Linked DNA regions of Homo sapiens: region 2 is linked to region 1. Evidence: read pairs that join two places in POLR2A ChIA-PET (ENCODE). Cell type or tissue: PC-9. All regions are shown on one strand.

The links. ChIA-PET counts read pairs that join two places held together with the same protein. Peaks named below come from ENCODE experiments on the same cell type or tissue, not always from the same donor. Only the 100,000 strongest peaks of a DNase experiment are listed, where the experiment ranks them.
Region 2: POLR2A ChIA-PET joins it to region 1 with 20 read pairs; 3 of 35 experiments call an interaction of 5 or more read pairs at or near these places.

What each region holds. Positions count from the first base shown.
Region 1 is chr6:38,091,590-38,099,589 of GRCh38, reverse strand. All of the region lies in intron 4 of ZFAND3 (zinc finger AN1-type containing 3), which reads right to left. Among named protein-coding and RNA genes, the nearest start is that of ZFAND3, 280 kb to the right of the region's middle. In PC-9, no CTCF peak of the experiment used is centred here; a DNase peak (open chromatin) is centred at 4,319; H3K27ac peaks cover 353 bases.
Region 2 is chr6:37,904,954-37,912,953 of GRCh38, reverse strand. The region is part of intron 1 of ZFAND3 (zinc finger AN1-type containing 3); the gene reads right to left. Among named protein-coding and RNA genes, the nearest start is that of ZFAND3, 89 kb to the right of the region's middle. RefSeq lists a silencer at 1,102-1,151. In PC-9, no CTCF peak of the experiment used is centred here; no DNase peak of the experiment used is centred here.

The DNA of each region.
Region 1 (8,000 bases):
GGGAAATGCATAGCATGTAACTAATTCCCCTGTCCTATTGAGCTAATGGAGGTGTAGTTTATTTAAAATTCTGAGTTGTGGTTCTGCTATTTGGGAATGGCTTTCTGAAACTCTGTGGGTGGATACTGGTAATGAAACAGAGAATTCAGAATGACGGGGTGCATAAGGCCAAATAAGCTTTTATGGCAGAGTATGTGTATGCACTAGAAATAATTATACATATATAGTGGGAGGCTGGTTAACTGAACCCACAGAGGCACTTGGCTGTTCAGATAACTAATCACAATATTAAGTCCCCCATGACAAAAATGCCTCCAAGGTTAAACTGTCTGATTTTTAATCATAAACCAGTGAATTTATTGGCTAAAGTATCTTCTCATGTTGTTGGTTTGGATGCAACAGCCAGTCTTTCTTACCCAGATTTTAATCGCAAGAAACTATTAACCCTCTGTGGCCCCTAAATTGTGATGTGCCCTAGAAAGAAGAGTTCTCAGTTGTTAGTATAAAAGCTTAGAGACCTCAGGAAATAGGAATATTTATGTTTTTAAAAGGCAAGCTTGTGAAATCTCTGTTAAGAATTACTTTCCACCAATACATACGGAAATATTTAACTTCCAAGGCCTAGACCAGGAGTTTGAACTAGCCTGAGCAACCCCATCTCTACCAAAACAAAAACAAAAACAAAAAACAAAAAACAAAAACCACATATATATATGTATTGAAGACAAAGTTTCCAAGAACCAATTAACAATGTTAAGTGAGGACTTACTTTAACTGTGTTTAAGATAGGCCGGGCTCGGTGGCTCATGCCTGTAATCCTAGCACTTTGGGAGGCCAAGGCAGGCGGATCACGATGTCAGGAGATCGAGACCATCCTGGCTAACACAGTGAAACGCCTGTCTCTACTAAAAATAAAAAAAAATTAGCCAGGCATTGTGGCACACACCTGTAATCCCAGCTACTTGGGAGGCTGAGGCAGGAGAATCACCTGAACCTGGGAGGCAGAGGTTGCAGTGAGCCAAGATCGTGCCACTGCACTCCAGCCTGGGCAACAGAGCGAGACTCTGTCTCAAAAAAAAAAAAAAGATGGGCAATACTGTTTTCATTTTCTTACAACATTCATTTAGAAGTTAAACTTCTGGCCAGGCACTGTGGCTCATGCCTGTAATCCCACAACTTTGGGAGACCAAGGCTGGTGGATCACCTGAGGTCAGGAGTTGGAGACCAGCCTGGCCAACATGGTGAAAAAACCCTGTCTCTACTAAAAATACAAAAATTAGCCGGGGACGGTGGCATGCACCTGTAGTTCCAGCTACTCCAGAGGCTGAGGCAGAAGAATTGCTTGAACCCAAGAGGCAGGGATTGCAGTGAGACAACTACACGCTTGTAGTCCTAAGCTACTCGGGAGGCTGAGGTGGGAGAATCACTCAAGCCCAACAGGTCAAAGTTATAGTGAGCTGTGATGGTACTGCTGTATCCAGCCTGGGCAACAGAGTGAGACCCTATCTCAAAAAGCGGGGTGGGGCCAGGCTAGAAAAAAGCAATACAACAAAAAAGGAAGTCTGATTTTCCCAATTATAATTCTCAATTTTCTTAAGAAAGGACAAAGGGGCTTTCTGAGCTTCCTGTCATTCACAGCGCTCACCTGTTCAAACAAGGGCTGCTATGGCTCTCCCTCCTTCCCTATCTCCACTGACTTCTACCTCCTTTCCATGTCTGCATTCTCCAATCTGACTGGCCTCAGGTGCTTATTATCAGCTTCTGATTCCATCTCTAAGTTCTTTCTCACTTTCCTCTACACTCCCTCAAGTTTCTCTTCAGTCTCATTTCATTCAAGATTGTCAGGTACCATCTGTCTACATCTCTATTATCTACTGAGCATTTACTAGGCATCATGCTAGGTGAGGTGCTTTAGATAAATTATCTCACTTCCTTCATAATAACTTTATGGCAGCCAGCCCACGTTTACCTGGCAAAAATCTAGACAGCTCTTCTTCAAAGCAACTGGATGATCTGTCTAGGCAAAGCTGTTTCTATGGTCCCTTATAGTCGAATTCTCCTCCTGAATTTGAAAGCCTAACAGCAGGTTCTCAACCTCCTTACCACTAATTCTGCCAGTTAATACCTATACTCACTGCTTCCCACACACAGCCCCCAGTAAAAATTCTCACATAACAAAGAGATATAGTAGAAAACAGTCCTAGGCTGGGTGCGGTGGCTCACACCTGTAATTCTAGCACTTTGGGTGGCAGAGGTAGGAGGATCACTTGAGAGCAAAAGTTCAAGACCAACCTGGACAACAAGCGAGACTCCGTCTCTTAAAAAAAAAAAAAAAAAAAATGAAAAATTAACCGGGTGTGCTGGTGCAGGACTGTGGTTCCAGCTACTCAGGAGGCTGAGGTAGGAGGATCGTTTGAGCCCAGGAGGTCAAGGCTGCAGTGAGCGGTGATCACGCCACTGCACTCCAGACTAGGTGAATAGAGTGAGACTCTCAAAAACCAAAACAGTCCTATCTTCCCCACTCATCCACAGCCTCTTTCTTAAAAGTCAACAGAAAACCAAGCTTTGCCAGGTAAATGAGGAGAATTAGAGCATGAAGAAGACCAAGATAAACAGAAAACCCGGTCTCAAGGTAATTACTGGTAATTCAGAAAACAGAAGAGCACAATGACAAATCTAACCGCTAATGAATATGCTTAGAAGACATTACCATGGAATTATTATATACATAAATAAGGAAAGAACATTACGAAAAAAAATCTTCAGAGAACAAAAGTGAGCTCAAAGTATGATTGTTGAAATAAAAGGGTCAGAAGACAAAGTCAACAGAATCATCCAGAAAACAGGAAATGAAGACTCTGAGAAAAGAATTAGAGAAAGATTATCAAAATAGCACTTCCAACATCTAAATTATAAGCATCCCAGAAAAACAAAACAAAACAAAAAAACCCCCACAAAGTTGATAGGGGAAAATAAAAGAGTTCCAGCGCTGAAGAAGGGCATCAGTCTTCAGATCTAAGGGACCTAGCAAGTATTCGCATCTTGAATGGAAAAAAGGGATGCCTAATACACACTTCACTACAAATTTTAGAACACTAAGCTTATAAAAACACAACCCTGGCTGGGCACAGTGGCTCACGCCTGTAATCCCAGCACTTTGGGTGGCTGAGGCGGGTGGATCACAAGGTCAGGAGTTCGAGATCAGCCTGGCCAATATGGTGAAACCCCGCCTCTACTAAAAATACAAAAGTTAGCCCGATGTGGTGGCAGGTGCCTGTAATCCCAGCTACTTGGGAGGCTCAGGCAGGAGAATCGCTTAAACCCGAGAGGCGGAGGTTGCAGTGAGCCAAGATCACACCACTGCACTCCAGCCTGAGTGACACAGCAAGACTCTGTCTCGGGGGGTTGGGGGGGACAACAACAACAAAACCCTAATGAGTTCTAAAAGTGAAAAAAATCCAGGTATATTACTCATAAAAATGATAATCAGTGGCATCTGACTTCTTAGTAGTAACATGGAATACTAGAAGACAAGAATGCAATTACTTTTTTTTTTGAAACAGCATCTCAGCTCTGTTGCCCAGGCTGGAGTGCAGTGGTGCAATCATGGCTCGCTGTAGCCACGACCTCCTGGGCTCAGGTGATCCTCATACTTCAGTTTCCCAAGTAGCTGGGACCACAGGTGCGCACCACTATGCCTGGCTAATTTTCTGTATTGATTGTAGACACAAAGCCTCACCATGTTGCCCAGGCTGGTCTCCAATTCCTGGGCTCAAGCAATCCACCCACCTCCACCTCCCAAAGTGCTGGGAATTACAGGTATGAGCCACCGTGTCTGGCTGAAGCAATGACTTTCATCCGAGAATTGTTACTCAAATTTTCCAACATAATGGAAGCAGAAAAAAATTTTCAGATATGCAGGAACTCTAACACTGCTTCTTTTAGGCACTAACTTGGGGGTGTATTTGGAAAAATGAGAGAATAAAAGCTTGAGCAGTGAAAGGAAATTCTAGGATGTCACCGCGGGCTTACAGAATCTAGTTCAGATTGGAGAGGAAAGACCGGTAGGCGCTAGGAAAAAGGTTTCAGGTGAAAGGTGTAAATACAGAGTTAGGAAGTAAGTGGTGACGTAAAACCAAATACTGTAGAAAAAAAAAGAAAGGCAATTATAAATGCCAGGGGTGGGGGGACCTGTATTAAAAAGCTATAATGCAAATATAAGGCAAACTAAGATGTGGCATGATTTTTGAGCAACTGATGGAATATAATAAAGGATCAATTTGGCTTTGCTGTAGTAACATTCTTTTTCCATGGCTCAGAGATTCTTATGCAATGGCTCACAGATGCTAGCCCTGAAAAGTAAATGAAAGCTTGCTTTCTAAATAGTTCACCATTAACTGTTTTCATTAGACCCATAGAAAAAGAAATATATTCTTAGCATGTATCACGGTGGCCTGACAGGGAACGTTTACAGAGTCATAATAATGTAAATGTCATATATTGGGCTTTCAATTTTTTAGGAACAACCTATGAACATACATGGAGGATTTGCTTCTGGTTACAGCCTGACTGTAAATACAGGTTGAGTATCCCTAATCCTCAAATCTGAAATCCAAAATGCTACAAAATGTTGAGCTCTGGAACATGGTGCTCAAAGGAAATGCTCATTGGAGTATTTCAGATTTGGGATTCTCAGATTTGGGATGATCAACCAGTAAGTATAATGCAAATATTAAAAAATCTGAAACCTGAAACGCTTCTGGACCCCAGCAGTTTGGATAAAGGGATACTCAACCTGTATTAACTAACAACCATGACATATAAAAATTACAAGTGTAGCCGACCGAAGATATGATGAATAAGTATTTCCAATCAGATGTATTAATATCCTCATTAAGAGATGATGCTGAAAGTTGATGGATCAGGAAAGAATGAAAATCAACAATAAAATAGCAAACACTGGGATGAGGAATAGTATAAGCTAAATCTTCCTATTTCATGCCAGTTGACATCTCAAAAAGGAGGACTTTAAGCATTATTTTCCTCTCATAATTACAAGGTAACCTACAGAACAAAGGTACTAAAACTGTCAAGAGAGAAACACTGGTCAGCTTTGTGGAGTAGGATCATATCCAAGTTATTACTTTCTTTTCTAAGCTATTCTGTGATATGGTGTGTTACCATATGTTACTTTTATAAAAATGAAATCTTATTAAAAAACAAAGAGAGCACCACTTGTTCCCCTTTGCTTTTTTTTTTTCTTCTGGATTAAATGCAGTACCCATGGAAAGTGTTACTTTGGCCCACTATAAACTTAAACTACTTAATGACAGCTTGAATTAGCTACTACTTGTAGATGCTATCTTCCCTCCTCAGTCCACAATAGTTCCTTCCTTATACCCTCAGCTCTCTGCTGCTACTTACAACTTATGGTATTATTTTTTCCTTTAATCAGAACACGGCGACCACCTTTTCTAGGAGAAACTCCCTAGTTCATCTTGTCTCAGCTAACTATCTACTCATTTACTGAGAAAATCTCTGACTGTATGTCCTTCCTTACACTCTTAGATAGAAATAACCCTTCTGGGTTTCTGCCTCTGCTGAGTCTTGCTTGTATGCCTCTTCCATTTCTCCTCTAATCTTTTCTATTTCTCTTCCTGGATCCCTTTTCTTTGTATTTTAGTAGGGGCAAAATAGTTCACTATTTTAACCACCTCCACACCAAAAAATGCCCGACCCTGTCTCTCCCTCCAACCACCACTATTTGCTAGTTTTTAATGGTTCAATTAACTCCATAATGAATGATTTCTGTCTGCTGCCTTTATTTCCTTGTTATCAAGGCCCTCTTTAATGATTTCAGGCTTTCGTTTCCCACACATTACACAAACTTCGTTCAGGTTTTCCAGTGATCTTCTGCTAGCCATGGCCATAGCTTTCCTTAGTCCTCACATTTCCTGATCCCTCTTCTCATGCATCTTTCATGATCCTGTGGGAAGCTTTCTCCTTTCTTTAGCTTCCTTAACTCACTGGCTCCTCTTTCTCTTTCCTGCCCTGAAACACAGTCCTTACCCCCCATTCTTCTTCTTTATTCATTTGCACAGTTTTAATCATTGTTTCTAAATTAGCAATTTCTAAAACAGGCTCATATTTATAATTTTCTATAGGACTATAATAATTTAACTCATCAGAAACTGAAAATAGTTTCAATCAAGTTTTCTTCCTACTCCTTCCCTGTCAGTTACATCTTTCTTCCCTCAGTTCTCCAGATTTATACTTTGCAGTCTTTCTTCAGCCAACTCTAATCAGCCATCAAATCCTGTCAATTACTCTTTTCAAACATATCTTAATCAGATTTATCTCTCTTTCTCTATTCCACTGGCCACTACCCACAGAACATTCCTGAATAAATCAGTAGGAACTGGTTTTTTTGGCAAGTCAAGTATTACTTTATATGCAAAAGGAAAAACCTATTTACATTAACCCAATGGCAAGGCATTTTATAGACTGAAGGATCCTCCTATAACATTAATTCTTAGTTTATGTAGCTTATACTACTGGGATTAGCATGTATTAGGCTTCTTCAAAACTGAGATACACCTAGGCACACCTTAAGGCATCAGAGAAAAACTACAATATCTCTAACAGTAGGAAGTCTCCTGATAGGTTAGTTTTGAGGGTACTACACATAAAGATGTGTATTTACTTAAAGGCACAAATGACAAATACATGAAGTACCAGAATGCTGATAAACTCCTGGATCAAACCGGAAAGCCCTTTCCAAAAAGTATTCTTCTGTGGCTCCGTTACAGATTTCTCCTATCTCAAAGGTCTCATTACTGTGATTTAGTGAAGTTGAGCACTCGAAGTTGAACAGAGCTGTATCTCAGTTTTTCCAAGTACTAGGTGCTCATGTGCTACTCAAAAGCATTGCCAAGTCACATTTGAAGTTTTCCATTCACTGGAAAACACAGTCCTACTCCTAGACTTTCCCTCCACATTCTAGTATCCCTTCATCATTCCCCATGACTCTAAAGTGAATTCTAAGCATTTCACGAGGAAGATAATTCTTGAAAAGAAAAATACAACATTAGTACTATATTTGCTCCTAATGATTGGCATAATCTATCTTCCTGTTCTTCACTTTTTGAAATAAACATAAGTTACATCTCTTGCTCGCAAAAGCTGGAATTAGTTGTACTTGTTTCTGTACTTATTCTCTCTATGGTGTAAGCTCCCAGGGGCAAGATACACATTTATCACTTCTTTTGCATGTTCCTACAGAATCTACTACAGGACTCTGTCACAGCAGTCTTTTAGTAAAGTGCTGGACTGGCTGCCTAACCACAGTGTCTCAGCTGGTGCTATAATCCACATAAGCAACTCCTTCTGAGGGTGTGATCTGTAACTATGATGGCAGACTATACAATAAGATTACAACTTTAATCGGCCATGATTATGAAATATTTCTGAAGATCCTTCTCGAGGGGGGTGCCTTGGAAGCAGACACAGGTATGAGGAATAAATGCCAGCCCACCTGCTGGCGGGAGAGGCAATGGGACCATCTCTTCAGACAGATGAGCAAGCAGGAAAACAGAGAATACAACTTGTCTTGGAAGCTAGCAGCAAGATGAGGCAGTAAAACCCATCAGCATACATCATCCTATCATTGCCCAGTGTCATCCCCAGCCTCTATTAGCCCTCGCTGCATCAGCGCAAGTCCCAGACACTTTATCCTGTTTATAATTGCTGATGAGCAGTAATAAGGCCTCCATGCCTCAGCTCCGTCTGTTCCACTTCGGCACCCACCTATTATGTAATAACTTTTATTTACAGCCTTGCTTGATGCGCTGTTCTATTAGTAGAGCCAGGAACTGAGTGGGGCAAAAAAAAAAAAAAAAGGCTCCTTAATGGGCAGTATCATTGCAAGGCTCAGACGATTTATAATGTTGCTTTGTGGCTGTTCTATCCCACTCCTTCTGGTAAGACTGCTTTGGGAAGGC
Region 2 (8,000 bases), 190 kb after region 1:
AAACATAACTTTTATATGTACTCGGAAACCAAAAAATTTGTGTAACTTGTGCTATACTGTGGTGGTCAGGAACAAAAACTGCATTATCTGTAAGGTATACCTGTGTAATTTATTAAGAGAATTACTAAATTTCCTAATATTTCTAAACTAAGTATCTACTACAACATTCATCTACAGGACTATTTACTAGTTTTTCAAACAGTTTTCTCACTCAGAACATTTCTTTCTGATATCCCTATCATATGCTTACACTGTGAAATACTAAGTACAGTGAAGCCCTGTAATTTCCATAAGCACCATTCCAATTATATGACTTCTTATCAATGATTTTGAATGCAAAGGCATTATCAGCTTAACAATAACCCACAACACTTGGACCAACTACAAAAGCATTATCAATGACCCTTATTTAACTGGTTTTTCTCAGCACTTTGGGATACTTTGTACTATCATGTGTAGTACAAAAACTCTACTCCCATACCAAATTTCAACAACTATTTACTTTCCTTAAGAAAATTATCTTGCCCTGATCCAGCTAAATGCCATATGTATATTCGCCAACTTTCCTGAACCATCAGGTATTCTGAAATTTAATCAAGTTTTCTATTGAGCCACCTATTCAATTTGATGCCATTTCACAATCTTAATGAGCATACTCTGTGTGCTACCATCTAAGACTCTGGCGGAAGTATTAAAAAGCACTGGGATCAGGATCCGACTGACAGAATTCAACTCAGAGTGCATGGTCCCCCTCCTCAGTGCTGGGGACTGGTGATGAGCCACAGGTAATTGTTCTCAGAGGATCTTGATAGTCCTAGGTCAGTCTATCTTCTTAGCCACAAAACTTGCCACCTCTCACAAACATATGCTACCTACACCATCACACACACACACACACACACACACACACACACACACACACAGATAAAAGACTGGCAGAAGACAGATCCATAGCAACCAACCTACATTAGGCACCCTAAGATGGTGAATCTGCATCATACTCATCTTCAAAGAAAGCAGCATTAAGTTTTCTTGGCAACACTCTACTCAACTGACTGTAGTAACCTATGCTAGTGAGGCCCCCCATAAAATAGGATGACATAACCACAGCTTGCCAGATGCCATCTCAGGCAGCAAAGCTATTTTTCAATATACAAGCTCATCTCCACTCCCACCTGTTGAACTGAATGTCTAACAAGAATCAGTGGTTTCTGTTTCCAAATCTGCCTTATAATTATGCCTGTTCTGTTACTGTAGATAATATAATCAGTTACAACCCAAACCAGTAAGTGCAAAAAGGATGCATTATTTCTATAAAATCTATGTTGACTGCTTTGAACAGATCAAAAGACATACTGCCAAGCATGGTCAGGACAACTTAAAGACTGGGATGGATAAAAATCATAAATCTGGAAAGATTATACAAAGAAAAGGAAACAGTCAACAGAGTAAAGACACAACCTGCAGAATGAAAGGAAATATGTGCAAACCGTACTTCTGATGACCATACTTCTTTAACATCTAAAATATACAAGGAGCTCAACTCAATAGCAAGAAAACAGATAACCCAATTTTTTAAATGGTCAAATGATCTGAATAGACATTTCCCAAAAGACGACATACAAATAGCTAACAGGTACACAAAAAAGTATTCAACATTAATAATCACCAGAGAAATGCAAATTAAAACTGCAGTGGAATAGTTATCACCTCACTCCTGTTAGATGGCCATGATCCAAAAAGACAAGAGATAACAACAAGTGTTGGCAAGGACGTGGGGGAAAAAGGGAACCCTTGTATACTACTCATTGGAATTAGTACATCCAATATGGAAAACAGTATATTAAAATTAAAAATAGAACTACCAGTGGAATTGAGCCAGCAATTCCACTTCTGCGTATATATCCAAAGGAATGGAATCAGGATGCTGAAGAGATATCTACACTCCCATGTTCAACTGCAGCATTATTCACAATAGCCAAGACATGAAATCAACCTAAGTGCCCATTAATGGATGCATGGATAAAATGTGACATATAAACACAACGGAATACTATTAAGCCTTAAAAGAGAAGGAAATTCTTTCATTTGTAAAAACCTGGATGAACCTGGAGGACATCATGTTAAGTGAAATAAGCCAGACACCGAATGACAAATACCACATGATCTCATTTATGTGCAGAATGTAAAAGAGTCCAACTCACAGAAGCAGAGAGTAGAATGGGGGGTTGGGGATATGTTCATCAAAGGACATAAAATTTCAGTTAGGAGGAATAAATCAATTGTATGGTGATTATACTTAGTAACAATTTATTGTATACTTGAAAATTGCTAAGAGATTTTAAATGTTCCCACCCCCCAAAAATGATAGGTGTGTGAGGTGTTAATTAGCTTGATTTAGCCATTACAATGTATACATATATCAAAACACCAAGCTGTACACCATAAACATACACAATTTATATTTGCAAGATTTAAAAAGTCTTAATTAAAATATTTTTTTTAAATCTAGAAAGAGTACCTTCAGATTGCTTCACAAATGTATTTAGACTCTCATGTCACTTAATGAAACCAAAACTGGACATTACTTAATTAACAATTACTTAGGCACTTACATGCCAGTTACCAACAGGATTAAATGAGTTAATCATTTTAAACTAGTATGTGTTTGACAATTACTGACTCACTGGTATTATCTGCATTTTACAAATGGGGAAACTGAGGCAAGGAACTGTCAAGTAACTTGCCTTGGTTCATATGCTAGTAAGAAAAGAGAATAAGGGTTGCAGCCCAGGAGGCCTGGTCTCAGAGGCCACATTCTACTATGCTAAATTATCACAGACTATGTATTATTTGTGTGGCTTATGCAGAAACAAGTGTATGGCTCTCAAATCAGTTGATGACATGCAAAGAACAAGCCTTAGACCTACATTTAAAAACGCAAATCATGTAAATTTATGTTTTAAATTAAACTAAACATTCAAGTTGCTTTTTAAGATTCCATGCTTTAACACATTTTTTTACTTACCTATCAGTTTTATCAATTTGAATAAGAGACTTCTGATGTACATTTCCCATGTTCTGGTGTAAGCCAGTCACAAATCAATGATAGAGCAAAGAGCTTCACATTAATTACTGATATTATTGACATGCTGTATTCTCTTTTCCCAGGAAAAGAAATGGAAGTATTTACAGGCTTGAATGTAACATTTTGAGATTCTACCCATGATTAATCAGCACAACTATAGTATAAGCAATTTCAGAAATGCAGAGGACAAAACAGGAAACTCCACCAAAAGCTTTAGCAAAACATCAAAAAAAAAAAAAAAAAAAGAATTCTGAACAAAATTCTTAACATTCAGAAATAAACCTAGGCTGAGCGCAGTGGCTCCTGCCTGTAATCCCAGCACTTTGAGAGGCCAAGGGCAGGTGGATCACCTGAGGTAAGGAGTTCAAGAGGAGCCTAGCCAACATGGCAAAACCCCGACTCTACTAAAAATACAAAAATTAGCTGGGCATGGTGGCGCACATCTGTAGTCCCAGCTACTAGGGAGGCTGAGGCAGGAGACTCACTTGAACCTGGGAGGCGGAGGATGCAGTGAGCTAAGATCGTACCACTGCACTCCAGCCTGTGCGACAGAGCAAGACTCCGTCTCAAAAAAGAAAAAAAAAAAAAAGAAAAAAAGAAAAAAAATCTCGTTTTGTCAGGTGAACATCTATTTAGAAAGTCTTCCCTCTTAATGGATTCCATTAATTTCTCTATCATCTTGCTGAGTGCTAAAGTGCAATCGAGTTATCAATGTAAAATCAAAAGCAACTTCTAAAACAAAATCCATCTCCACACTTACTACCATAACAAATTCATAAGTAAATTTCTCTCTGAAAGAGTTAAGCATAAAATACAATGTAACAAGTCAATGAGACATCTGGGGTATATTTACCCAAGTACAGAAACCTAAGGAGACAATGTCAAATGTCTTCAACTAATACACAACTTATGAAATTATTTTTTAAAGCATTCTCCCAATGTAATAATTATTTCAAGGACCCTGAAACAATCAGGTAAAAGGTTACTGACAAACAAGATCCCATACGGTTTCAAAGTTTCATCCTACAAATTACTTAATACAAAGAGAAAGTCATTCCTTTAGAATCTGGCATTCAGTACCTCTAAGCAAGTGATCAAACTTTTCTTTTTTTTTTTTTTTTTCTTTGAAAATTAAGTTTACTTGTTTATTATAAAGGATATTGCAAAGGATACAGATGAAGAGATGTGTAGGGCAAGGTAGTGGGGAAGGTGCTGGGAGCTTCCAAGCCTTCCTGAGTGGGCCACTCTCCAGGAACCTCCATGTGTTAAGCTATCAGGAAGCTCCCTAATTATTTTCTTTTTTTTCTTTTTTTTTTTTTTTTTAATTTTTTTTTTTAATTATACTTTAAGTTTTAGGGTACATGTGCACATTGTGCAGGTTAGTATATACCTAATGCTAGATGACACGTTAGTGGGTGCAGCGCACCAGCATGGCACATGTGATCAAACTTTTCTACACAAGGGGAGAACTTGACATTATGTTCACACTAATGGCAATGTACATTTACGTTTTACATTAAAATAAAGCATTTAAGGTATTTTTAGATCTGTGCTATAACTCACTTTTTCACTTTATCACTGGTGTGCTAAAATGTACACAACTTCACCTTAAAATTAAGAATCCTTGTCAAAATGTTTAACCTAAAACAAATCATTAAAAACAATGAGACAGATCTAAAATGTGGAAGGCTTGTATTCTTCCAAACCTCACTGACAGGACAAACAAAAAGAAGGGGAACCATTCTAGATTAAGACAGACTAAGAGAAATATCAAACCAACTGCGATTCATAAATCATTTGGGGATGTTACATTAGAAACGGCGGGGTGGGAACTACAGAAGACATTTTTGGGACAAGTTTCAATATGGACTATAAAGTAGCTGACATGAGATTACTGCTAATTTTCTTAAGTGTGATAAAATCGTGGTTATGTATGTGAATGTTCTCATTCTTAGGAAATTCATGCTGAAATACATAAGAGATAAAGTATAATATCTACAAATGGTTCTGGAAAAGGTATATTTATAGAAAAAGGCAAAGAACAGCAGGCAAATGTTAATAGTCAATCTAGGTGAAGAGTAAATAGGTGTTTGCTATACTACTTACTTCAATCTTTCTGTGGGGTTTAAATTTTTCAAAATAAAAAGTTGAAAGAGGATGTCCTCACAAAGACTTGTACTTGAATGTTCATTATGCATAATAGTCAAAAACTAGAAATGATCCAAATCCCCATCAACTAGTGAATGAATAAACACAATGTGGTATTATCCACAGAATGAAATACTACTCAGTAATAAAAAATAGAACTACAGATACATGCGACAACACAGATGAACCACAAAAACACGTTCAGTGAGAGAAGCTAGTCACAAAAGACTATACATTATGATTCCATTTATGTGAAATACTCAGAAAAGGCAAATCAAGAGTAACAGAAAGCATCAGTGTTCACCAAGGGGCGCGAACAGAAAATGACTTCCAAAAGGTCTGAGGAAAACTTTTCAGAATGATAGAAATGCTATAATATTGCATTGTGTTAACTGTGGTACAATGCTGTTAAGTTGACTAAAAATCACTGAACTACGTACAGTTAGAATGGGTGTATTTTATGGCATGTAAATTACACCTCAGTAAAGCTGTCAACAAAAAAGTTGGGAGAGGAATATTCTATGATCTGAAAAAAAATCAATGATATTTTGGAAAGGAATAAATCTGATAATTTGTTAGTGCAGACAGAGAGTCAGTGCAAGCATGGAATCAGGCATCAGGCTAAGCTATAAAATTAAAACAATTTCATTTCTACAAAAAAAAATACATTAAAAGGAAGCATCCAATAAAAGTTTACTTAAAAAGTAATGAAGTCCAGTCCTTTATTTTATATTCCGAAATAAATTTTTATATTACCAAGTATATATTTCCAAATAAGCTCCCTAGAGAAGAATACATAAATTAATTTCATAATCAAAAGACTGCTTTCAACAACAAAAAGACAACCCAATTAAACAGTGGGCAAAGCACTTGAACAGCCATTTCTTCAAAGAAGATATACGAATGGTCAAAAATCACAGGTAAAGATGCCTGTCATTAGCCATCAGCAAAATGCAAATCAAAACCACAATAAGATACACTAGGGTGGCTATAAAATTTAATTAAAAAAAAAAAAAACAGAAAGTAAGTGTTGGCCAGTATGTGGAGAAACTGGAACCCTCATACATTGCTAATGGAGTGTAAAATGGTGCAGCCACTGTGGAAAACAGTTTGGACTTCCTCAGTAAGTTAAACATAGAATTACCACAAGACCTAGCAATTCCACACCCACGTGTATACCCAAAAAGTGAAAATAGGTGTTCAAACAAAAACTTATACATGCATGTTCGTGGCAGCTCCACTCACACAGCCAAAAGGTGGAAGGGACCTAAATGTCTATCAACTGATTACTGGATAAACAAGGCTGTTATATCCATACAATGGAATGTTATTCGGTCATTTAAAAAAAATGGAAGTTATGCAGTAAGATACACACAACAACACGGATAAGCCCTGAAAACATTATACAGTGAAAAGTCATTTTTTATTATTTCACTCATATGAAAGAGACTGAATAAACAAATCCATAAAGACAAAAAATAGATTAGTGGCTGCAAGCGGATACAGAGAAAAGAATAGGAAGTGGCTCCTCAATGGGTACAGGTTTCCTTTTGGGGTAATAAGAATGTTCTCAAACTAGACAGTGATGACTGCATAACACTGACTGTACTAAACACCACTGAATGATTTACTTAAAAATGGTTAAAATGGTTTAAAATGGTGTATTGTGTAAGTATTATACCATAATTTAAAAATAAAACTCTGCCTGTGGGTGTACAACATTTTTAACTTGAACTTAATTACTATAACTTTTTCTACCTCTTTTGGCTTTTATGTATACCATAGATCATATTATAGGTATGTCAAAATATTAAACATTTACTGAACACTTGCTACACTGCTACAAACAAGATGTATGCTAGCAACTTTTTTTGAATTTCAGTTAAATCCTTAAAAAAAACTATAAGGTAGGTAGGTATTATCATTCCCATCTTATGCTTAAGAAACCATGGCTAAGAGAAATGAGGCAACTTAACTAATAAGTGGTACACCCTAACCCTAACATTTTTAAGATTAACTCAAATATAAAAGGGAATAAGCTAAATGATTTCTAAGGTAACTTCCAGCAATACAACTCTATGAATATGCCACATTTTAAAAAACACCTTCCGCAAAATGTCCTGACAATAGCTTTCCAGTGAAATATATGAACAGAAAGTCAGCACTAGTCCTAAAAGATCTTTAGTATGACACATGTTAGCATTTCTTTCCCTCTACCAGTATAAGATATTAATTATTAATTACCTTACTGGTTACCATTTCCAGAGAACCCAAAAGGTCCAAGGTGATTGTCACCAAATTTCAAAGTATATCATGAAAGGTGGGTAGCAGAGAAACTGACTATATGTAAACACCTACAGAAAGGAAATTATTAAAAAACACAGATTCCTAGGCCCCACCCCAGGATCTAGTGAATGAAAATCGTTGGGTCAATGCCCAAGAGTGCTTACATTTTCTTAAAAGTCCAAGTGGTCAGCCCAGTTTGGGAATTGCCACAGGAAAGTAAAATTTATATTTTGTCAAACAGGACATACAAGCCAGTCCAACTATACTGACTTTGGAGTACAAGAGTATAGGATTTATAATCTAGTTATGATGTCAGACCTTTTTACTGTACACTGACATTTCAAAGGACATGATTCTACCCAAAGATACTTGAATCTTTGCATTGATTCATTCATGATACTCAACATACCAAATTGTACTTATATTACCTTTAAGAAATATTTTAGTGATCAATTCCAACTGCTCATACACATAAATG